Regions from separate parts of the Mus musculus genome. Here region 1 is linked to region 2. A link is a loop called in an ENCODE intact Hi-C map of the cell type or tissue named here. Cell type or tissue: heart. All regions are shown on one strand. Links, peaks and the distances in the headings refer to the core of each region. The heading gives the core; the rest is flanking DNA. Region 1 has its middle 25 kb from the start of Gm24867. Region 2 holds the start of Tcte2 (t-complex-associated testis expressed 2).

Evidence for each region. A loop is a pair of places that touch in the nucleus more often than their neighbours do. Peaks named below come from ENCODE experiments on the same cell type or tissue, not always from the same donor. Only the 100,000 strongest peaks of a DNase experiment are listed, where the experiment ranks them.
Region 1: a loop joins it to region 2, with 5 times the contacts of the local background. A loop is called at or near these places in 6 of 42 quality-filtered maps.

Annotation. Positions count from the first base shown.
Region 1 is chr17:13,694,201-13,706,879 of GRCm38, reverse strand. No RefSeq gene overlaps it. Among named protein-coding and RNA genes, the nearest start is that of Gm24867, 25 kb to the right of the region's middle. In heart, for the core only: a CTCF peak has its summit at 5,459 (motif pointing left); DNase peaks (open chromatin) are centred at 6,429 and 7,009; H3K27ac peaks cover 5,413 bases.
Region 2 is chr17:13,752,167-13,764,074 of GRCm38, reverse strand. It overlaps Tcte2 (t-complex-associated testis expressed 2), which reads left to right and starts at 2,672. Exons shown (of 3, transcript NM_022311.3): 1 at 2,672-2,789. It overlaps Afdn (afadin, adherens junction formation factor), which reads right to left and starts at 3,534. Exons shown (of 33, transcript NM_010806.1): 1 at 3,297-3,534. The coding sequence starts at 3,401. In heart, for the core only: no CTCF peak of the experiment used is centred there; DNase peaks (open chromatin) are centred at 2,804, 2,974 and 3,734; H3K4me3 peaks cover 4,844 bases; H3K27ac peaks cover 3,880 bases.

The DNA.
Region 1 (12,679 bases), core at 1,884-9,883, 59 kb after region 2:
AGTATTATGAGTGTTCTATGCCAGGAAACTTAGAAGCATTTGTGTTTTTCTCCAATGTCAGAATTTATTGAATTACAATAAATTCATGTGCTATGTTGGTTTCTGATGTTGTAATTTATAAGCTGCAATTTCCCTTGATTGCCTCTCTTGACAGTTCAAGTGGACCACACGAAGCATGGAAGCCATGCTGAGCAGACACACATCGGGTGGTCAGATAGCCCTAGGTCACCATCAGTCTGGTGCTATTTTTCTTAGTTGGGTCCAGGTGAGGGTGTCACAGCCCTTGTTGGTTTGGTGTGTTTGATAGTTTCTTGGACCTGGCTTTTCTGATATGATTTTAACATATTGTGTGTTCAAATGTTCCCACCCTAGCTATGATAAGTTTATAGGGTGGTACCCTTTTAGATGGTAGGGTTATTATTTGTCAGTCTGTGTCTCATGGTTGGTGCTAGTACACAGTGCAGAGCAAGGTTCAGAGTCATTGTGTCTGCATTTGTACCCAAAATGAAGGCAAGATCTGCTACGTGAAATGGAGTCAGCCACCTAGCTACAACTCAGCTGGAAAGCCCCTGGATAGATTATACATATGAACTAATTTAGAGCAGGGCACAGCCTGATCCCCACACATAGTAACATTAAGTAGCCCAGGGTGGCCTTAAAATCGTGATTCTCTTCCCTTAGCCTCCCAAGACACATGATTACAGATATGGACTTTCCTATCCAGCTTTGTGAATTATTCATTATTTATTTTGATGTTGGTATTGAATACAGGCAGGCCCTCATACATACTAGAGGCAAGTACCCTACCATTGAGATAAATGTATTTTTTGACTTAATCTTTTCAACTAATGATAGATTTGTTGAGGTAACACCCTCTTCCTGGTGTAAATAGAGGACACCCTCTCTTCTTCTGCAGTCTGCTGTGTTAGCTCCCTGTGCTCTCACCAGGCACCTTCCTTGGCTGTCTGTTGAACTTCTAAAGGGTCTAAGCCATTGGCCGCACCCCTGAATTAAAGTCTAGTCTTTCAGTAATCTTTAACTCAAGACCTGGCTGTGGCAAGAGTGAGAGCTTCCCGCAGGGAGCTAGCTGCTACATCCCAGGCTCCTCTTCCTGGCTGTGCTGGAAAAGCATCCCAGCCTTCCCTGGCACCATCCTCAGTATCCCTGCAGCCGGCACAGGCCCCCACCCCCATTCTTTGCCTGTTGACTCAGATGCATGAGGACCCCTGAGTGGCCAGATGACATCTTAGCTTCCAGCTGAATGAAGTCATTGTTGTCATTGCTCCCTGGTGGAAGCACTCCTCCCCATGGACCCAAGGCCTCTGTCCTAATAGAGCCAAGGTCATGGAGCTGGGAAGCAAATATTTTGTTAGTGGCTCCCTCGAGGCAATGGAGAGTGAGCCAACTCTTTCACTCTTTAGCAGCAAGACAAGGCAGTGGCCCATGTTTTCTTGCTATGGATGAAGATAAACACATTTGACCTTTTTTGTCATAAAGAAATAAATGGAATAATGAAAACATTTGGAATGTGGGCATTGCAAAGCCAAGGAGGTACCTAGAGCCTCTGGCATCTGCTCTTCTTTTTCTGCATCACCCACAACACTAGCTTTTCTGCTGCGCTCATCCCAGCAGCACACGCACGCATGGGATTGGAATCTATTCTTTTACATTTGCATTTCTCCCACATAATGCTTCATTCATTTAGTTACTAAGTTATCCACACATCCCATCATCTGCTCACTCAGCCTTCTTTCATTCATTTACTTACTTAACACGTGTTTATTGAAAAAAATTCTGAGCACTATTCTAGGTGTAGAGGGTTATCCTTGTAAACCAGGCATGTAACGATCTCTGGTGTTATTCACCTTGACACCAACAGACTTCATTAGGTGACAAGGGGTGTTGGGTGGGAGGGTTAGTGGGGGGGAGAGATGGGTGATAAATAGAATTTGAATTTCATGAAAAATGTTTTTTTTTTTTTTTTTTTTTCGAGACTGGGTTTCTCTGTGTAGCCCTGGCTGTCCTGGAACCCACTCTGTAGACCAGGCTGGCCACAAACAAAAAATGAAAATTTTAACCTCAAAAGATCAAGACAATTAATAGGCAAGGCAAGCCTGAGAGGAAAGCTATGCATGACACGTGACTGCAAGACTTGGATCCAGGCTGAGGCGCTCCAAACCAACAATCACGGGGCAAGACACCGTACAGAAACCAAGAGGATAAAAGATGCTTGGCATCGTGCATCAACACAGAGGTATCAATTAAAGCCGCGGCGAGCATCATTAGGGTGACGGTGACATTGATGAGAAGCCTGCACGGACTAAAGTCAGACATTCACTTCTCAAGGCCAAGACTGTAGCTTGGTGGTAGAGCACATACTTAGTGATAGGTTCTTTTTTTCTTTTCTTTTCTTCTTCTTTTTTTTTTTTTTTTTTAATTCTCCCTTGGTGACACAAAGGCCAGACTAGAGCAGATTAAACTTAGCTAAAGGCAGGTTTATTAGAAGGCAGCTCTTCAGTGGGTTCACAGGTAGAGGTCAGTGAAGTCACACATCCAGGGGGTTTTATAGAGCTTAGGTGAGAACTGATAACTTATCAGCGAGGAGCTGGGATTGTGCCCTTATGTGGTCAAAAACTGAGACCCTGGGTGGGCACTCTAGAATGCCTAGCCGGAAACTTGGAGATAAGGAGTGATAGCCTGTTAGCCTGGAGTTTTTTCCCTGTGAGGGAGGGGTTGGGGGAAGGGAAGAAACCCTGGGGCCAGCAGGGGTTCCAACCTAACACTTAGCATGCAGTTCGACCCAGGTTCGACCCCTCTCTCCCTAAACCAAAAGCCCGGCAGTCCCAACATACATCCTCCCTATAATCTAACAATCCCCCTCTCGCCCAAGGAAACAGAGAAATCTGCATCCACTCAAAGGCTTGTTCTGGAATTTACAAGGCAGACCAAACTGGAAACAATCCCAAATGGGAAACAAAATGTCCAGTAATCAGGAAGTGAGTTACCAATGGCATGGTGTTCACAGCAGTAGGACACCATTTAGTAACAAAGTGACAGATGGCAGACATAAACAATAGCATCACTGGGCACCAGAGAAGCCAATTGTGGACCGCCAGACCCTGTGGGGCATCTGCGTGGGGCATCTGTGTGGAGGCCTGAGCTGTAGCAACAGCAGAGGAAGGTTTGATTACAAAGTTGTGATAGGGAATTTGGAGTTGATGTAGGAGAGAGTGACAATCCACGGAACATGCAGGGACTCTGTTTATCTTGGGCGGAGGATCCAAAAATCAAAGGGAAAAAACGGGTAAGTGCTTGGCTCCTTTTTTCTTCCTTGAGTTCAGCTTGAGCCCCTTCTCCTGTGGAAGGCAGGAGCTCCCTCAGGCATGGACAGGCCACACAGCTGTGAGCTGCCAGCCTCTCCTGAGCTCTAGGGTTTGCCCCCTCTGACTAAGGGCGAGTGCTTTGGAACTCAAGTTTCCCCCACATGTGTGCTTTGCATGATTCACAAGTCGACTCTAGGAGAAGTTCAGCAAGGAAAACAAACTGTGACATACGGGCTAGGCCAGGCCCTCACAAACCAGATATGAGACTGATGCTCACTGGTGAAGATGGGCCAGCAAGTAGGTCAATAGGCTCTGCCTCTCCCGTCATGCACTCACCATCCCCATTCTTCTAGGGTGTGAATTTGTTGCAGAAAAACGTTGAATGTGAGCAAAAGTGTGTGAAGAAAATGAACCAGTAAGACTTCAGTAGTCATCCCTGGGTTCCTCCTCTTTGCTCTATGCCTTCTTCAGAACTGTGATTATAGTGGGTATTCCATGTCAACATATTTGTAATTAATACATACCAAAAAGGATACATGCAACTGAGTATTATTTTGCAATGCAAGGCTTAACTACGGCATGGCATTCCACCTTATGAAGGTACTATAATTTACCAAATTGGGTATGTGTTATTGGAAAATCTCTCCACACTTTCTAAGATCTTGAGCATTTGTGCTTGTAGATGTTTTCCCAACATCTCCCAAGGGTGGGATGCCTTTCAGGGTGTCCTAAGAGCGGGACAGCTAGGTGGCTCCAAGGAGAGCTTGGCTAGGCTCACCCAAGGAGAGTTGGTATCAAAACTTGGGAACCAAACAGCGAACAGCAGCCAGTACTGGGTCACTGTGGTCTTCTCATTCACTGGAAGACAGTCTCTGAGCCAGAGGAGACTTTCCTGGCAGGACATTTTATTTTGAAAAATCTATTCAAACAATTGTTTTTTTAGGGGCTGGGATGATGGCTCCAGTCAGTACTTGCTATGCTTGAATGAGGCCCTGAGTTTAGACTCCCAGTATCCATATTTAAGCCAGGCATGGCTCTGTGCGTGTGTGTGTGTGTGTGTGTGTGTGTGTGTGTGTGTGTGTGTGTATGTATGTGTGTGTGTGTGTGATGTAACCCCAAAACTGGACATGGGGCATAGGGAGTAGAGACAGCTAGAGTTCACTGCCTAGCCATCCAATCAACTTGGTAAAAGCCAGGTTCAGTGAGAGACTCTTATCTCAAAAACTAAGGAGTAGAGTGACTGAGGAAGACACTCCACTCTAACCTCGGGATTGCACACATGCGTGCATGCATGCATGCACTCGTACATGCACACGTAGACACATGCAAACACACACGGAAATGTACATATACCACCTCTACACACACAAACATAATTATACCTTGTGGGATGACAAGCAGCCGCTGAGTAAGAATGCAAACCGTAGTGTTGTTGCTCTGAGTTAATGGAGTCTGCTGTTCTGGCGAGCAAAAAAGGATAAGGTGTTCTGCTGACCAGAGGGGCTGGGAAAGTGATCTAGGGAGTCTCTGTCACTATTCAGGTCCACCAAGGTAGGCAGGCTTGCTGGTATGGTATGTCCTACAGAAGGTGGCAGTCTCCTTCATCTTTGCAATGAATCCATCTTGCCCCAGGTGAATATCTGTCCAAAGCAGTGTGGATATTGTGGTTACCACTCCCAGGCACTGCATTCCATTGTGTTCTCTTTACTGACATAAAGTGGGGTGTCAGGAGGACCCTGAGGTCCACATAACAGCTTTGGTATCAGTGCGGGCAGAACCCATAATTCCCTTTTCAATTCAAGTTACAAAGGACCTTTCCCGTTATGGATGGGGCCAGGGAAAGGGGGGCTTTTACACCCTTGCATCCCCAGACTCTGCTGGCAGCTCTTTGGTTTGAGTGGTGGCTTTGGGCCACCCACACCGCTGGATCCCTAGAGAAGTGTGAGGGCCTCTTCAGGTCACACATCTTTTCAGAGGAATGGTAGGAGAAGAATGTTTGCTCAATTTAAAACACAGATTCTCAGGGGCACAGATGGCTCAGCGGTTAAGAGCACTGACTGCTCTTCCAGAGGTCCTAAGTTTAATTCCCAGCAGCCACATGGTGGCTCACAACCATCTGTAATGGGATCTGACTCCCTCTTCTGGTATGTCTGAAGGCAGCAAAGGGTGTACTGATATACATAAATAAATGAGCCTTAAAACAAACAAAAACCATGGACTCTCCATCTGTGTGGCAGAAAGCCTTGGTGGCGAAGGTCCTTAGCACAGTTGCAGGCTCAGCTCTGACCTTCATCTGTGTCTGGTAGCAGCACAGGAGCAATCCAGCTTCCCCAGTGAGATCCCCAAGCCAGGGTTCAAGGAACCCACTTCACTTTGTCTCCTGTGTGCTTCGTGCATTGGACTTTCTCCAGGATGGGCTCTTTCAGCCAAGAAACACGGGCTTCCAGCTATCTTATGGGCTGACATGAAGAAGGAGCATACACACAGAACATCAGAGAGGAGACGAATAACCAGAAGACAGCTGAACGAACAGGAGAAAGCCTGCCTCACCTGCTGCAGGCAGCCTTTGCAAACCTTTGCTTGGTAGGCAGTTCCAGGGCTCTGTAGGGCTGAGAGCAGGGTCTCCACAGGAGGGGCTTACATATGTGAGGTCAGAGCAGGCAGGGGTCAGCCAGGAGGGCTCTGAGGAGTTATTCGCATACTTTATTGTCTCTTCAGACCCTGACAGCATGGCTGGGCTGGATGCCAGCAGAAGGTGTAAACTTCTGTCTCACTCTTTTGGAATCCTGGGGAATTTACAGAAACTCTCTGGGGTGCTCTTAACATGTGGAATGAGGACACCCTGCTCACTAACTTCACAGGTATATGTGCTAAACACAGGACCCTGGAGCAGTCTCTAGGTGCTCTACCTCTGCATGCTGATTGTGTCCTGAGGGGAGTTGGATGGCTCCAGACACCTCAAGGTTCTGTGTTGCTCAGGCCTCAGAAGCCTTGCAGTATTGGGCCCTACTGAGGCTGCCTCTAGGTCTGAGGTCCCAGGCACCAGGCCACACCCTCCCTGTTCACTCAGCTTTCATCCAAGTGGATTGGAGCTGCCGCTGCGAAGCATAGAAGAGGGCGGAGCCAGCCAGCTCCACATTCTGCAGGCTCACTGGGGAGTAGCTTTGAAAGTACTGTAATTTAACCCAGATCACAAGGGCATAGCAAGTTCAGGGCACCATCCTGGGCACTGAAAGGCCTGTTTTTGTTGTGGCTAATGGGTATGGTTGTGAGTAGGGACTTAAATAGCCTTTTCCCTCCAGGATAATGGCCAGACACTGTCAGGAAGTTGCACAATGTCAAATCTGAGTCCAGGACACAGTAGAGTTAAAAAAGATAGAGTGGAGTAGGTTGAATGTCAGCCTCTTTGGATGAATTTAGGCCTTTGTCTAAAATGAGCTGTTTGGCCAGAAAGCCCACACTTGTGCAAACACTGAGAGAGGCCGAGTCCACTGTGGAGCAGGGATAATGGAGGGCCAGCAACTTTAGGAGGGTTCTTGTATCGATTCCCAGTCATAGTCTTTGAAAAATGCCTTACTTCGGAGGAAGAGGATCAAACAGTGGGGCTGGATATGGGTCAAAGGTTTCAGGAAGGCTTCTGTGTCCACACACGACTTCCTTCCTCGCTCAGGGAATGCAACAGGAATCCCCGCCCAGGACTGTGTTGGCTCAACAGCCTGGGAATAGTTTCCAAGTTGGAGTTCCCCACACAGGTGGACAATGTGGGAGAAGCTCCTAGAACAGATGACTAGATAACAAGGGTGAGACAGAATGGTCAGACCAGAAGGAGGGACCGTGGAATTCAGCGGGTGGAGGGGCTGACCGACAAGGAGATGAGGAATAAGGTTGAGCTCATGAGTCTGGGTGTTGGAATGTAGAACCGGCAAGCTGTTGCTTTCGGGCACACTGTGCCACGGGGGGGGGGGGGGGAGGGGGTTGATAAGGAAAGATGAGTGTCCTTTCCTGCCTCTCTTCCACTTTGGGTTTGTCCCCTTGTTCCATGTGACAGAGAGTCAATAGTCTTGGACACAGCCTCAGGGGACAGCAGAGGGACAGTCTCTACAGTGGCCTTCCTGGGTATGGCCTGTCAGATCTATAGTAGGGAAGAGGAATGACAGGTCGCATGAAGGACAGCCCAGCCCAGACAGAGGGCTTCTGTACACAGAGGGAGGGTGGACACACAACTACACTCAGACACAAACATCCCTCAGTTTCCCAGTCTCTAAAAACCACATGAATTGCCAGGCAGTGGTGGCACACGCCTTTAATCCCAGCACTTGGGAGACAGAGGCAGGCAGATTTCTGAGTTTGAGGCCAGCCTGGTCTACAGAGTGAGTTCCAGGACAGCCAGGGCTACACAGAGAAACCCTGTCTCAAAAAACAAAAACAAAAACAGAACACATGAATTTAATATTTTATTGAATATCATTTGAGACAATATACTTCTGGTCCTGTGGCTGTCACAAAATAGGCCCCAGTAAATGGCAGCTATCCCCAAAAATGTTTTTAATTATACTTAGTAAATTACATTTGCTCATGCATGTGTGCCATGTGATGTGTGTGGAGGTCAAATGGCAGCCTGTGGGAGTCTATCCTCTGCTTCCACGAGGGACTGAGCTCAGGCTATCAGGCTTGGCAGTGTATGCCTAGAGCCAATGAGCCATCTCTCGGGCTGTGCTATCTTTAAAAATGACTTTATTCTTTTGGAGAATTTTTAGTCTCACAGAGAAGCTGAGAGGAGGATGTAGAGATTTCCCATGGACCTACTCCCCTCAGGCAAAGCCTTCCATTTTCCCCAATGTCTCAGTTGTAGTGGTGAGTTTTTGCTACACCGCTTTATGCTTCCGGTTGGTCGTGCTTCCCACCACTCAGGAGATCTTTGGATCCAAGAATGAAACACACACACACACACACACACACACACACACACACCCCTCAGCTTATTTTTAAAGTGCCTTTACTACCTCAAAGGCTAGGCTCTCCTAAACCACCCACCTGAATTCTCACCTGGTTGGTTGGCTTTCTCTCCTGCAGCTCCTGCGTCCCATCCTTCTCCCCCAAGTCCTGGGGAGTCTCGTTCTCCTCCTGCCTACTGTGTCCCAGCCCACACAGCTCTAAGGATTCCGCCCCTGCTCCCTTTGCCCAGGCATTGGCTGCTGGAATCTTTATTGATCCATCAAAAAACCAGTTGGGGACAAGGACCTTTAGCATTGGGATACACAGATTCCTGGTTGAACCAAAGCATTAGAACCAATCTCCAACACTCAATAGTACATTTGCTGCACAAATGAGTGTCTACGCACCCACCACCACCCAGAGTCCACATTTGGCTAGGGTTTACTCTTGGTGTCCCTTGAGAGTACAGTGACTTTTCTTTGTACATGCAAGTTCTCACTGCCCTGAAAGTCCCTGGCTTCTGCCTGTTCACCCCTCCCAAGTTAGCTTTCTACCAGTGTAACAACCTTCTTGAAATTATCAACCTCAGAAAGGAAAAAAAAGGGGTTACTCGGGCTCACACGGTTAGAGGTTTGAGTCCCCAGCTGATTGTGGATTGTGACCAGGAATTCATGAGAAGAAGCTGTGTCTGCAGAGACTGGTTGGTGGATTAAAGCTTTTAGAACTGTGGCAGAACTGGAATGTTGCAGGTCCAGAGGCCAATTACTGTATCTCAGGCTAGCTTTAGCCCTCTGGAACAGCCAGTTATTCCTTGTCCATTTCTGTGCAAGAGCTAAAAACCTATGACTAATAGATAAAAAACTTTTTGGAATCTATTAACAGACTACTAGTTTTCACCAATGCCAAAGCTAAGACTGCCATCACATAGCATTTGGGCTGATAGGAAAGCTACTCCATCTTGCTGTTACCACTTCTCTGATGTCCCCAACAATGTATTTTAAACTTGCCTTGATTTATGACTGTCATTTTTATGATTTTTGTAAAACTATAAAACTTCATGAGACTGCTTTCATGTTGAAGCTTGGGATTTGGAGTCTGTATTCCTGAACCATGGTCACTCAGACTAGCTCCAGAACGAACTATCTCTTATTTCCTTTAAGACAATAGTTATGGTTTTTGCACAGATGGCATGGTTTGTTCACCTCGTGTCAATTAGGAGCAAAGATCCAGACAAGAGCCTGGAGTCCCAATATTCCTCAGTCATTCCACACTGCCAAATCTCACACTTCCCCACCAGGCCTCACTTTTAATAGCACCAAGCCAAGGGCCATGCTTTCTTTTTCTTTTCTCTTCTTTTTTTAAAGATGGATTTATTTATTTATTTATTTATTTATTTATTTATTTATTTATTTATTATATGTAAGTACACTGTAGTTGTCTTCAGACACTCCAGAAGGAGTCAGATCTCATTACGGATGGTTGTGAGCCACCATGTGATTGCTGGGATTTGAACTCAGGACCTTCGGAAGAGCAGTCAGAGCTCCTAACCGCTGTGCCATCTCTCCAGCCCTGGGCCATGCTTTCAACACACAGGCTTTTACAGAACATCCAAGTCCCAAGATGCACCTCCTCCCACGTAATCGCAGGTAGCCACTGGCCTTACTGAGGTCAAAATACTGTAGAGCTAAAGTTAAGATTGCTTCTTCTAGGGCTGGAGAGATGGCTCAGTGGTTAAGAGCACTGACTGCTCTTCCGAAGGTCCCGAGTTTAAATCCCAGCAACCACATGGTGGCTCACAACCATCTGTAATGAGATCTGATGCCCTCTTCTGGTGTGTTGGAAGACAGCTACAGTGTACTTACATATAATAAATAAAAATTTTTCAAAAAGATTGCTTCTTCTACCGTGTAAGTTTTTTATTTCCTGTCAAGCTTGAGAGATTATTATTTTTTTAAAGATTTGTTTGTTTGTTTGTTTATTTATTATAAGTACACTGTAGCTGTCTTCAGACACTCAGGAAGAGGGAGTCAGATCTCATTACGGGTGGTTTTGAGCCACCATGTGGTTGCTGGGATTTGAACTTCGGAAGAGCAGTCGGGTGCTCTTACCCACTGAGCCATCTCACCAGCCCCGAGATTATTATTTTTTAGTGTTAAATGAGATTCCACTATGCATTCAGCTGTAGCACAGTTTTGTTTATTTGTCTGAAGGCCATCAGGGTTACTTTTGATTATGAATACAACTGTATATGAGCTGCCACGTGAAGCTTGATAAGTCCCGAGTCCTTTGGAGTTAGAGCTCATGGATTTTTCAGCATTAGGTCTGCTGTAGCTCTGGGTTCCTGGAGGAACACTTTGTAAGCCAAGGAAGTTCCCTTCCATGCCTCATTCTCTGGGGGCAGGGAGCTGATATTTTCATAACTGAGCAAAAAAGGGTTAAGGAGAGCTCACATTTAGAGCTGGTAAAAGGTACTCATGTCGAGGACATTCCCAGTGTTCCAAGCAACACGTCGAGTGCCCTTGTGAGAAGAAACCCAGCCAAAGGCTACAAAGAGCTGACCTGGGATTGGAGCCCAGTACACCAACAGGCTGTTATTTTCAAATTTCTTCAGGCGAAATTCCTCCAGTGGGGCTGGGAGGAAGGAATATAAGTGTCTAACAGTACCCCAAAATAGGGCTGCAGTGGATGCTAGGAAACTCACCGTGGTCCTAAGGTCCTACCAGCTGGCTTCAGGCCTATGACTGCCACCTATGTGTGAGCTCAGCCTAGCTCTAGAGCCCATTAACTCAGGGAAAGCAAGTAATGACCCAATTTACTTATTTAAGATTTATTTATTATTATATGTAAGTACACTGTAGCTATCTTCAGACACACCGGAAGAGGGCGTCAGATCTCATTATGGGTGGTTGTGAGCCACTGTGTGGTTGCTGGGATTTGAACTGAGGACCTTAGGAAGAGCATTCAGTGCTCTTAACTGCTGAGCCATCTCTCCAGCCCATGACACAATTTATGAGAAATGCTTTTCAAATGTTTTTTCTTGAGATAAGTCTGAGAATGAGAGATGGGGTAGAGGAGGTCCCTTCTTGTGTGCTCAGGTGACCTGGTATGGTCTCCTGCGACTAGCTGGTGCCAGATCAGGTGACCAGGTTTGTCTCCTGTGACTGGTTAGTGCCAGATCAAGTGACCAGGTATGGTCTCCTGTGACTGGCTAGTGCCAGATCAGGTGACCAGGTATGGTCTCCTGCGACTGGCTGGTGCCAGATCAGGTGACCAGGTATGGTCTTCTGTGACTGGCTGGTGTCAGAACAGCTAAGGACACAGAAATCTTGCTTTATGAACACTACTCTGTCCCAGTCTAGTGATGATTGAGGATTCATTACTGTTTTGAAAACCACACTAAGGAAGTTACATTATTATAATCTCCTGTTTGACTCTGAAATCTTGGACAAGAGTAGAGACGGGTTCACAGATGTCCCTTCTACATGATTCCTTAGCATAATTCTGTGTCCCTCTTAACTGGGAAAGCTGGGAGTTTGATGTTGCCCCAAACTAGGTCAGTGGCATCTTGTCCTACCCCAGTGGGGACTGTCCTGTGTAGATCATGCCTCTTTATCCTGGATTTATTGTGTAGATCATGCCTCTTTATCCTGGATTTATTTTCTCCACAATTGGGTAAATTCCTGCCAAGCTAACAGCTGGGGAGCCAGCACCCCTCTACATTTATTGTCTTAAGGGGTGGCATGGTCTTTGTTAGGTAAGGCTGCTGGTTTCCGGGCAGTGGCCCACAGCAGGTTCTTACTAGTATATTTGCAAATGAGAAGAGAACTGGAGAATGGAGATCCAATTTGAAATCAATCACCTCAGATTTTCTCTCTGCATTGCCCACAGAGACAGGAAGGTTTACTACAGTTGAGCAACTTTCTCTGCTGGCTCAGGGACCTGCAGTGTCAACAGGAGCCACATAGTCCCACTCCTTCTGCACTCTGGTACAGGTCTCTGGAGCCCGTTTCTGGGAGTGGGTTCTTGTATCATCTGGCAGTGTCAGACAAACCCCTGTGAGAGTAACACAGACTGGTGCCAGGGACTTGGAGTCTGGACTCTGCACCACAGCTCTTGTACCTAAAGAATAGTGGACATCACAGCAGATACCAACTTAGCCAGGCAGAGGTTTGCTGTGAACACTTCACTTACTGAAACAGCTCAGCCAAGCTGTGATGGAGGCTGGGAAAGCTGAAGCTATCATGAGCCTGAGCTGGCCCAGAGCCCAGGGCTATCAGGTTTCGTAAATGCCATAATATTTTGATGTTGCTTGTTTTCCATATAACCCATGTTCTTTAACATGTCCAAAATTTATAATTGATCATGTCTTTGTGTCCCTTTAATCAATAGTTTTGTTTCAATTTCTTTTTGTTCCCCAGGTA
Region 2 (11,908 bases), core at 1-8,000:
CTTCCTAGTCCACCTCTCCTGGCAATTCTCCATGTTATTTTTTGCACACATCATGTGTAATATCATCACATGACTTCTCAAGAATAACCAAGGAATTAGAATGAATCATGTTCACCTATAATAAAACACATGTGGGTGTACACAAATTCTGGATTATTTCTCCCCAGAGGCAAAAAGGCAACAATGAATTAAATAAATAGTGAATGACTAAAAAGTATCTCATGAAGCTAAAGTCAGTAACTTAGCAAAGTTTATCAGCATAACCTTTATGCAAAAGTCAGAACAAAACAAATTTTTACTATGTGAACAATTTTCAATGAATTTTTATAATTTTTTTTGCCAGGAATATTCAATATTTCTTTCTTTATGCTTACTAAGTACCAACTGTGACAGACAGCAGTTCTGCAAGGATAAATATTTCATTTCTTGCCTTGTGTAATGAAGAGGGAGAAAAAAACAGCAATTCTGATGACAAGTCTAGGTAAGACCTGGGGATGACCAGAGAAGACTTCTTAAACAGTACTGGAAAATAACAAAGATTCAAAGGGGCACTCTCCCATTAAAATCATCAGAAATCCCTAATTTCAAAGCCCTAATTTTAAAAGGAAAGAGTCCAGTAATGCTTTGAGAAAATGTTTATCAGTTTCTATAGTGGCCATGGTATTAATTGAGTTAACATCAATCTCCCAGTCATAAAATGTTCACGTTGAGTTTAGACTGTTAACTCTTTTTTTCAAGAAGTACACAAGTCCCAAGTTAAGGACTGACTGAAAACTGCTCAGCAACACCTTGCTGGTTCCCAGAACGGGTCCCTTTACACAGAACTGTAAACGTGAAGGGAAGTGCAAGCTTAATCAGGATGATGCATTTTCTTTAAAGGTAAATGTAACCCACAGAGAAAGCGAAGACTCATCCATCAGTGGCTATCACCACCAGACACAACCAAGTCACAGGTGACACTCAACACTGTACCAAAATAAACAAACAATAGAAAACACTCATCATGCTCTCACCAACAAGCATAAAAGACTGCCCAATTAAACAAATACAAGGCTTAAACCTTCCCACAAATCAACTTCTGCAGGGAATCTTTTCAATGGTCACTGAACATCTACAGGGGTTGGTGTACTTCCTATCCTCTTGTAGAAACCTGCTTAATTGTAACAGCCAAATGGAATAAGAAGCAAACAGGATGGTAAAACTGTTTGCAGATGCAGCTCAGACACAACAGGCTGCAGCCACTGGTCTTACACTACTCATAGAACTCAGCTTACTTATATGATATAGTGTGCTAATAAAAAACAGCTTCAAATTGAACAGAATAATTTTAATAGTACTCAAAGATTCTCTAAAACAACAAAATAGAAAATGTGAGCTAGCCATTACATTTTGAAAACAAATTAATTTCATTATGAAAGGCTTTCAATTACAAGTTGTTTCTAAAAATAGAAATGTTCAGATGTAAGAGAGGGTAATGAAAAAGATAATTTCATTTAAGTCCTGTAATTTTTTTCATTGTCTACACAACTCTTTACCTGCAGAAAACTGGGGGGGGGGGGGGGGAACATTCCACAAAACATGCAACTTTACTGTTCATCTCTCCAAAATGATAAAGTTTCAAGTGAATGCTTATAGAATAGAATCCAGTTAAATCTAAAATATTTAATTTAAAATGTTTTAAAGCTAACTCCTCAATTTAAGACTAAAACACTAAGCTGTTACTTCTCAACAGAAAACACATCTTTTCTTAATCAGATAAGAACTCTGGGGGAGGGGGAGGAACAAGGGAATTCACTTGACTAGCAATATTTTACTTGCAAAGTTTATCCTGCCATTTAAAAAAAAAAAAATCAAGCTAATTATTCTGAAAGACAAAATAATACTGAAACTATATTGATTCAGGGCTCCTTTCTAAAGAGTCGCTTGTAAGGCTATGAACGAACACTAACTACACAGTAAATTTGCTTACTAAAATACAACTCGTAAAATCGTTACAGAAGATGAATTATGAATCAGGAGTAACTTAACATCCACCGGTGTTCAAATTGGCCACCTGAACCTAATAATTTACCTTAGCTTGTCAAATAGGGATCGAGAGAAAGGGCTCTAACTAGGTCAAGTGTGCTCACAAGAAGGTGAGAGGGAAGGAGAGGAAAACCTGCCTTCCTCCACCGGCAAAATTAAGTCAATCTGAGAAGACTGCTCAGATCTACCAAATCTGTGTTCGCGGCTAAGCGCTGGCTGCTGTGTTTCAGCAAGCACCTCTTAGGTTTCAAAGCCAGAGCTATTTCCAAATCCGGCACAAGTCCTGGGTATAGTGTGGGGTCGCGTGGAACAGGTCTGCCCAGCCACAACTTAACCAAACGCCCTTTGGCCCGCTGTCTAACGGAGGCTTCCCCGAGGCTTCCCGCCGGCCACGGAACTCCTCCGACAGTCTCCCCGGTACCAACCGGCTGGCTGGATACCGGCCCTCACCCCACCCCCAAGATCGTCCAGAACGCTTCCCGCAGCCCCGCTGCGTACCGCCAGCGCACGGGGCTGGAGCAGGGGTTTATCTGTCTGCCCGCTGCGCGCCACCGGACCCCGCCGGGCTAGAACGCACGCGCGCCGTGGGGCGCACGGGGCTCACACCGCCGCGGGCATCGGCCGGTCACGTGGCCTCGGAGGGGCCGAGATCCGCGTCCCGACGGTTCGAAGACGCCATCAAAGAAACCGGCGGCGAGGAGCGCATCCCGCAGGGGAAGGCCCGCGGCCTGCGTGGGCCGCGACGGGGACCGGTGCGCTGGCAGGTAAGGGCCGGGAGGGCACAGGTGGGTCGTGCCGCACAGGTGGGCGGCCAGGTGCAGTCCTGTGGGCGCAAGCGGGGCCTGAGGACACAAGTGCGCGCCTGGAAAGGATGCGGGTGACACAGGTGGGGTCTGAGGACCCACGTGGGTGGCCAGGCGGAGTCCCGGGGACACAAGTGCACGTCCAGGTGTGTCTCCGCGCGCAGGTGGCCGGCCCGCCCTCTGCGCCGGCCACCAAGCCGCCCTGGACCCCGCCCGGGCGGCGGGGCACCGCAGGAGGCGACAAGGACGAGCGCCCCTAGGGACCCCGCTGGCCAGTACGGTGGGCGGAGGCCGAGGGGACAGGGCCGCGGGCGAGGGCGGGTCCGCGGGCGGACGGGCGGGCGGGCAGGCCAGCGGGGGAGGGGCGGCCGCGGGACCCCACCGCGCTCTGCCTCCCGCGGCCTCCGCGTCGCCGGCCCGCGCGCGGGCCCCCTCCCCTCGCACCCCGGCGGCGGCGGCGGCGCTCACCTCGGTCGGCTGGCTGATCTCGAACAGGTCCAGCCGGTTGGCGTTCCAGTGGTGAATGATGTCGGCCAGCTTCCGCCGCTCTTCGTCGCGGCCGCCCGCCGACATGATCGCGGCCGCTCCTCCCCAGGGCCAGCCGGGCCGGAACACCGCAGGCCGCCTCACCGCCGCCGCCGCCGCCGCGCGTCCTCCGCCGGGCTCGGCCCGCGTCCGGCCCGCGCCGCTTCAGCCCGCCTCAGCCGCGGCCGGTGCGCCGAGCGCCGCCCCCCGCCCTCCCGCCGCCGTGCGCGCCCGCCCGCCGTGCGCGTCCCCGCGAGCGCGCGCCGCGCCGCTAGGTGCTGCCGCGTGGTCGCGCGCGCGTGCGTGCGTGCAGGGGCGCGTCGGGTGTCAGCGGGCCGCACTCGCTCTGTGCCGGAGGCGTGAGTCCTCACCGGAGCCGCTCGGTCCTGCGGCCGCGCTCGGTCCGCCCTGGGCAGGCTCAGGGGTGGCGGACGAGCTGGCGAGCAGAGGGGCGGCGCCCTGACGGGCGGGGCGACCCGGAGCTGCAGAGCGGGATGGACAGGTGGGCGTGGGCTGCGCGGCCGGCGGAACTGGCCGGCCATCCCGCCGCGGCCCTGACGCCTGGGCTGCGCTGGCTGCTGGGGTCAAATCCCAGCTGACCTTTCTCCGGAGGAAAGATAAATTATTATGGTTGTGTGTGAGCGTCAGTGCAAATGTTTTCCGAGCCCTCCTCCGGCTCAGGGTGCCTTTTGGATCCCCCGCATTCCTCAACCCCGGCCAGGGAGCGGCGGCGCCCTTTGTGTCTCCGCGGAGCGCATGCCACCTCGGGGAAAACAACGAATCTGAGTTAGAACGGGGAGAGAGAGACACTAGCGTGAGTTTTGTTAATCTTTTAAAGCCTCCCGGTGAACCTAGAAACCCAAAAATTATCTTGAACAGCAAATGCTCTGGGGTTTAGAGAACGTTTGTTTCTTTGTCTTTTTCATTGCCTCTTCCGTGCCAAAAACAATCTGTTTGCTGGAGAACACATCCGGAAAGAGCTGTTTTCCCCTGTTCATCCAGGTAAAATTGGTGTTTGGCATGCTCTAAGGGAAAGCCTTCACCGGAGCTAAGAGAGCAATACGCTGTATTTGACATGCCCTCTTTTATTTCTGCTCTCTCTCCCTTTTCCAGTGAGAAGATATGTTTTCTCTCTACCAGTTAGATTTCTTCTTTTGTCAGAAAGAAGAGCATCTGTCCTCCAGGCTGGGCTTTGTCTCCGTTTGCTCTGCGACTGCACTAGCGCAGCAAGGCTACATAAGGAGGCTTTTCAGCAGAGGAGCCTGGTGTTGAACTCGTGCCATGGGGAATGAATTCTTCTATAGACCCCTCGTCCTCTTCTGGAAGTTAAAGGGGGGCGATTTGCAAAAAAAGCATATGTGTATGAATGTGTCTTCCTGTCCTAGCATTTTGTGCCTTTAAGTCCTTGTGCTTCTGAGTGGACTCGACTGTCAGTGCCGCTCAAGGCCCTCACTAGCCTCCACACTCAGAGTTCCCCTGACAGAGCCAGTGTAAACTGGTTTTCACAGCATGAGCTGTATTCCTGCTGAAGAACTGGCTTTTACAGAATTTGCAAAGCTAGCAATTAGACAACTAACACCCATGCCACTGTGTTGTTAAAGGGAACATTCAGTATTGCTAGAGACCGAGAAAGGCTCTCTGCAGCGTTGTTTTTATGGGAAGAAATATGTATGTAGAGAAGCCAACAGACAGTGCAGGGCTAAATCCATGTCCGCTGCCCTTGGTTTCTGGTTTACTTTAAAAAGCTCCATCTGTATCATCTTCACAAGTGAACCAGTTCCCAAAGTATAATGCATTGTAAGTATTTAGTATATTGATAACGGCTTGAAATCTACAGAATACCTGTGATTTTTCTCACAGCCGAAAAGACCCGAACTATTATGTGTTCAACCAAGGAGAGCTTTAGGCTGGGCCCACTATTCCACTAATCCTCATTGTTTGAGACGCAGCGATAAATGGGGAGTGGTAGGCCAGGCCTGTGTTCCAAGAACAGGGAGGCGTGGCAGGAGGATGAGGAATTGACCTCCTAGAAGTTGAAGAAAAAGAAAAGGGAACCAAAACAATGTTCTGAGTCATGTGTTGTGCTATCCATAAAAGACGGAGGGGATGTAGGTAGCCATTATAGAACAGCCTACATCCTGAATATGAAGGGGACAGGTGCTTAAGCCAAAAGGTTTCCAAAGTTCATGAGGTCCTAGGTTCTGTCGTCAGCATCATAGAGTTATGCTTAAAGATACTCAGATGACAGTAAAGATGAAGCCCTGATCCTTCTTTGTCCATAAGCATGGTGACTGGTCACACCTGACAGCAGGATGTGGAAAAGGAAGAAGAGCCTAAAAGCCCCCTGAGCTTTGTTAACCACGTACAATACAGAAACAGATTCAATGAAAGACTGTATGTGAAGTCAAACAAAGTGCACTAGATGAGGCTGACTGTAATCCGGTTAGTCGGTTTTTGAAGATTTAAGTTTCCACTTTATACTTAAGTCTTGATCTTCCCTTTTAAAGGTATTAAAATATGTTAGTTGTATATTAAACAATAAGAATCATCAGTACTGAGCCAAGCAGTAGTGACACCCGCCTTTATTCCCAGCGCTCAGGCGGCAGAAACAGGTGAGTCTCTGTGAGTTCGAGGCCAGCCTGGTCTACAGAGAAAATTCCAGGACAGCCAGGGCTACACAGAGAGAAACCCTGTCTCGAAAAACAGAAAAACAAAAAGCATCAGTACTTGCATAATGGGAAAAATAGGTGAGAATAAATAAGTTAATAAACGTTAGTTTTCCTTCCCATTTTTTTTTTTTTGATAGTCTCATGTTTTTCAGACTGGCCTTGTATTTATTATGTAGCCAAAAATGACCTTGAACTTTGATCCTCCTCTGTACTTCCAGAGTAACAGGGCTGGGGCGGTGGGGGGAGGGCTATCTATATGCCATCACTTCCTGCTTGTGCTGTACTGGGAATTTGAATACTTGGCTTCCTGTATGCTAGGCAAGTACTCTACCAACTGAACTATATCCCCTTTGAAATTCATCTTCAGTAAAGTATTCTTAAAAACAAAAATCCTACTGGGGCTGGAGAGATGGCTCAGCGATTAAGAGCAGTGTCTGCTCTTCTAGAGGTCCTGAGTTCAATTCCCAGCAACCACATGATAGCTCACAACCATCTGAAATGGGATCTAATGCTCTCTTCTGGTGTGTCTGAGGACAGTGACAGTGTACTTACACATACATAAATACATCTTCAAGAAAATCTCCACAACCTATATGTAATCTATATGTAATAAAGCCTTTTCTGCCTCAGTTTGCACAAGCCCCAGGAAAGAAATACCAGAAAGATGATGAACCAACCCATCCCAGAAAAGTAAATGACACACACAGCAACTGTTGTCTAATGACCAACAGATCATCTGACTCCCAGTAACTTCAATACTTTGGCAAGTTAGTAGAATGTTGAAATATTTCAATTCTATACTTGTACAAGTCGGCTTACAAATCATGTTAATATATCAAATCAAAGGATGGTCTTTAAAATGTAAAGTTAAAGGATGTAATAAAGGCAGAGGCAGCACTCATGTAGAGATCGTCTTCCACAGAAGCCCCTACATACAAAGGCTCTTCTAGCTTGTTAACCTTAGAGACCAGACAGCTAACTCCTTTTCAGAACCTGCAGGCTAGAAAGCTCAACGTTGATTAGTTTCTTTATGCAAGGAACAAGGGAAGGGAGAAAAGAAGGGTGGGAGGGAGGAATTCTAGATTAGGTTTCCATGGGTATGTACTTTACTTAGAATCTTTCTATCCTGTTGTATTTCTAGTGCCTGATATTTAGTTACATTTAGAATTCCTCGTAAAATTTCCAGAAAGCAGTCTTTATAGAGAATTGTGATAGAAAACAGTCGTAGAAGCAGGGAGTGGTCATGCCCTTTAATCCTAGCAGGCAGATCTCTGTGACTCAGGCCAACCTGTCCACATAGTGAGTTCCAGGGCTACAAAGTAGGACCCTGTTTCAAAAGAGGGACGTGACAGTGGAGCTTGATGACAAATGGTTAGATCCACTACATAGTGTTAGTATGACATCACCTTCTCCCTGGTATGGATAGACAGGAGCTGCCAAGGCAGTTGTAGAGTGAATCTACCTGTGTTCAATACCCAAAACTGAAAACATAAAAATAAAATGCTGCCAAGATAAGCCACATGATAAACCTTATTTCCACACCAAATCTTTACAAAGCCTCCACCAGTACTAGGAAGACATTGCATGCATAATGCATACTATAAGAATAAACCAAATTTATCAACTTATTTTGTATGTTTTCATGTACCTAATTTTAAAAATTATACATATGTATAATATTTAATATGGGCTATATAAAGAATGTATGTGTGTGTTTAATTTTGCTGGAAAGCTGATACTCTAAAATGTAAATTCCCATTAAATCTTTTTTTTAAAAAAACAAGGTCTCTGTACGAAACCTAGCAAACACTAGGCCCTGGGTGATCTGAATGAAACTCACTATGTAGACAAGACTTGCCTTGAAGTCTTAGAGATTGCACCTACCCGTGCCCCTGCCTCCTGGTGTGGATATTGAAAGTGTGCAGTACCACACCTAGCTTTAAAAGGTGTGGCCCAGACTGGCCTCCACCTTTTCAGCATAGTCTACTGGCATGAGCCACACAAGCCACAGATTTTAGTTTAGAAGGAAACAGAACATATCAACTGAAAAGAAAATGCCATTTAACAATGCCTCACCAACAATAAAAATAAGAGAAACAAAAGGCAGTGTTGAGAAATGCCTTGTTCATGAAATTCTGAAAGTGTGCCTAAGAATGTTCCCTAAGAGAAATCTCTTCTAGCCGGGAGTGGTGGAGCACGCCTTTGATCCCAGCAGAGGCAGGTAGATTTCTCAGTTCAAGGCCAGCCTGGTCTACAAAGTGAGTTCCAGGACAGCCAGGGCTATACAGAGAAACCCTTGAGAGAGAGAGAGAGAGAGAGAGAGAGAGAGAGAGAGAGAGAGAGAAAGAGAGAAAGAGAGAGAGACCTCTTCTTTAGCTACTTGCATATCTGTAAATTAAAAAACAAACAAACAAAAAAGGGTTTTGCTTGCTTTTGAAAATGCCATGCCACTTAAACATTTTAAACGTGCTATTGACATTTTAATGCCATGAGAAGTGGAAGCTTGACTCTGGCCTTCAGTTAAGATGGTGTTGTGAATACAGTGTTGTGAATATGTGCTCTGGAGTGCTCTGCCATTGCCACATATTTGCCCTAAATAGACACCAGGAATAAGGAGGAAATGTGGATGTCCAGTAATGGAAGCAACTGGGATGTGGCTGAGCACCCCTGGCAGAAAGGGAATACACAACAGCGAGAAGGGGCTCGAAGGGGGAGTCCTGCTGGACATTGCAACCTGTAGCAAACAGATCATATACAGGGCTAAGCTCTTGTTTGGGTGCGGAATGATGGTTAGAAATGTGGTGGAGAAGAGAAAGCTACTGCCAAGTGTAGCGTCCAGCTGTGATTATATAAAGCTTTGCACCAGAAGAGAAGCCACCAGTGCAGGCGTCTGACCAGTAACTATGCTAGCCCATCCAGTGCAGCTGTCTACTCAGTAACCATGCTAGCTCATCCAGTGAGGGGATCTGATTCATCCGTCAGGATGCTCCCTTAGCCACAGCTTTCCTTATAGCAAGAAAGAAGCCGAGCAAAGAGAGTACTGAGCATAACAGAAGCTAACAAACCAGGAATTCCTAAAGTGCACGAAGAGACTGGGTGCCAAAAGACCTTCACAGTCGGCAACCTAGAGAGAAATTCATTCCAGAGGAATTAAAAGCATATTCTGAAAAAGAGCTTACAAGTAAATGTGTTTTAGTAACCTTAAAGGAAAGTATGAGAAGATAATGTGGCATCTAAGAAATTGTAGAGGGGGCAAGCTGGGAATGAATAGTGGGGCATACTTAGGAGTACCAGATCAAGGCCAACCCAGACTACATAGTCTTTGTCTCAGAAAGAAACAAATTAGGGCAGTGGTGATGAATCCCTTTAATCCTTGCACTTGGGAGGCAGAGGCAAGGGATCTCTGTGAGTTTGAGACCATGTTGATAATGTATAGTCATACTATGTGTCAGTCTCCCTCAGTGAGTCTGATGCTGGTTTGGGATTGATAATCATTGGCTGAAATAAATCTTCAGGTTCCACTTGACCTTGAGACTGGGTCTCTTTTCCAAGGTCATCACAAACCAAGCCTCCTCGAGCACAGCTCCCAATAGTGTTCCATTTGTGTTCACAGCCAGTGAGACCCTAGCATCAAAGCCAACCATCCAGTTTTTTTCTGCAGCTTTATAGTCTTACAGTGTTGTGTGTGAATTCTAAGCAGAGTATCTGTCTCCCTTTCTCCCCCTCCCTGTACCTCTCCAGCTTCATACCTCCTCTTCGCTCTGCATGAAAGCCCCCTTTTCATACTCACCGGATGAAATCCTGACCAACTCTGTTGTTTACAGGCTTCAACTTTGCACTGCTGAGCTCACAGAATTGCACTTTCCACCCTGTATAAAATAAGCATAGCCCCGTGACTTGTTTTGTTCAGAGAGCCATGAAGAACTAGCGTGTCACCTCTGGTGTAAGCAGTGGACTGCCCTTTCTAACCTTGCTGCAGTGACCAGAAAAAGAGACATTGGAGATGTAACAATGACCAGGAGCTAGGGCTCAGTCACAGTCACAAGACATGGGCTCTAGAAGGCCAACAAGTCCCCACAGTGATTTTTACAAAAATCAAGTTCTGTTCTAATGAGCCCTGGGTTGAGATTTGAGATTCCTTCTGGAAGCAAGATAATATGGCCCATCTAGACTCAAATATCTCCATAGACCCAGCTAAGTACCCTCTGGCACTCAGAGCTCCTACCACCACTTCCTAACCTGGAGCATTTTGTCTCTTCCTTGGAAATTGTATCTCGAAATGATGGAGTCAATATGACTTTATATTAATTCATCTAGCTGCCCTTGGCCATTTAATGCCCAACTGTCTTTCTGAAACTCAGTTCTCTTACCTGAACAATTAAGATTCTATCTTAAAATGTATGAATATCCTTGATTTAAAGGTTTTTGTTTGCTCAGATTTAAGTAAACAAGTCCTTCCTTGTAACGTTGTTTAAAAAACAAACAACAAAAACCCACATCAGGACCACGTGTGCAACTCTTCACTGATATTAAAGTTTTCTACACTGATCTGTTGTCTCTCCTTAGGACTAAAAACAACAACAACAACAACAACAACAACAACAACAAAGCTATGAAACATAAGAACATGCTCAGAGAATATTTTTCTTTCTTTTTTTTTTTTTTTTTTTTTTTTGGTTTTATTGAGACAGGGTGTCTCTGTATAGCCCTGGCTGTCCTGGAACTCACTCTGTAGACCAGGCTGACCTCGAACTCAGAAATCCACCTGCCTCTGCCTCCCAAGAGCTGGGATTAAAGGCATGCGCCACCATGCCCGGCTCCAGAGAATATTTTTATTTGTGACTTATAAGACAGTAGTTACAAGACTACATAAATAAACATCTCCACTTAACATGTTTACCCATGTGTACATTCTCTAGGTGCAGATGCCCAGCCATGACAGTTAACATGGCAAAACACCACTATATAGTTTCATTAAATCATCAAGGATAGGCCAGGTATGGTAGCACACACCCTTAGTCTGAACACTAGGCAGGCTGAGGCAGGTGGTTCTCTGTGAATTAGAAGCCAGCCTGGTCTACATAGTTACAGGCCAGCAAAGAACAACACAATGAGTCAATTAAATAAATAAATAAATAAATAAATAAATAAATAAATCAGATTGGCTGGAGTGATGACTCTGTGGTTAAGGGTGTGCAGCATTCTTACAGAGTACCAAAGTTCAGTTACCAGCACCCATATCAGGGGCAGCCTCACAACATCTTGTAACTCCCACTTCAGGGGGTCTAGTGCCTCCCTGAGGCTTTTAGGGTGTTGCACCCACGTGCCCAAACCCACACTTGGCCACAGGCATAAATACACACACAACTAAAAGTAAATCTTAATTACCATAGAAAATACCTTTTTTAACGTTTTGGGGTTTTTTTTGTTGTTGTTTTTTTTTTTTTTAATAGCCTCATGTAGTCTGGTCCAACATCAGGCTCACTGTGTAGTAGAAAATGGCCTTTAACACCTAATCCTTCTGCCACAACTTTGAGGTACTAGGACTATAGGCACAAACCATCGCACACACCTGAATCTTAAAAGTGAATTTTAATTTAATGGTCATTAAAAAAAGTCAACTAAAAAAACAAAAAACAATCAATTATAAGAAAAGTTAAACATTATGAAGTGAAAACTTTAAAGTTATTCATATCTGTCTTAAATTAACTTTGGCCTAGGATTCTATCTTAAAATGTATGAATATCCTTGATTTAATGCTCTTTGTTTGCTCAGAGAGATTTAAGTAAACAATAGTGGTAAAATAAATGTTTATTGTAGATTGATTTATGTTTTTAACAGAAGAAACCAATCACTGTTTAGATACTAAATCCTTTAAAGTGTCAT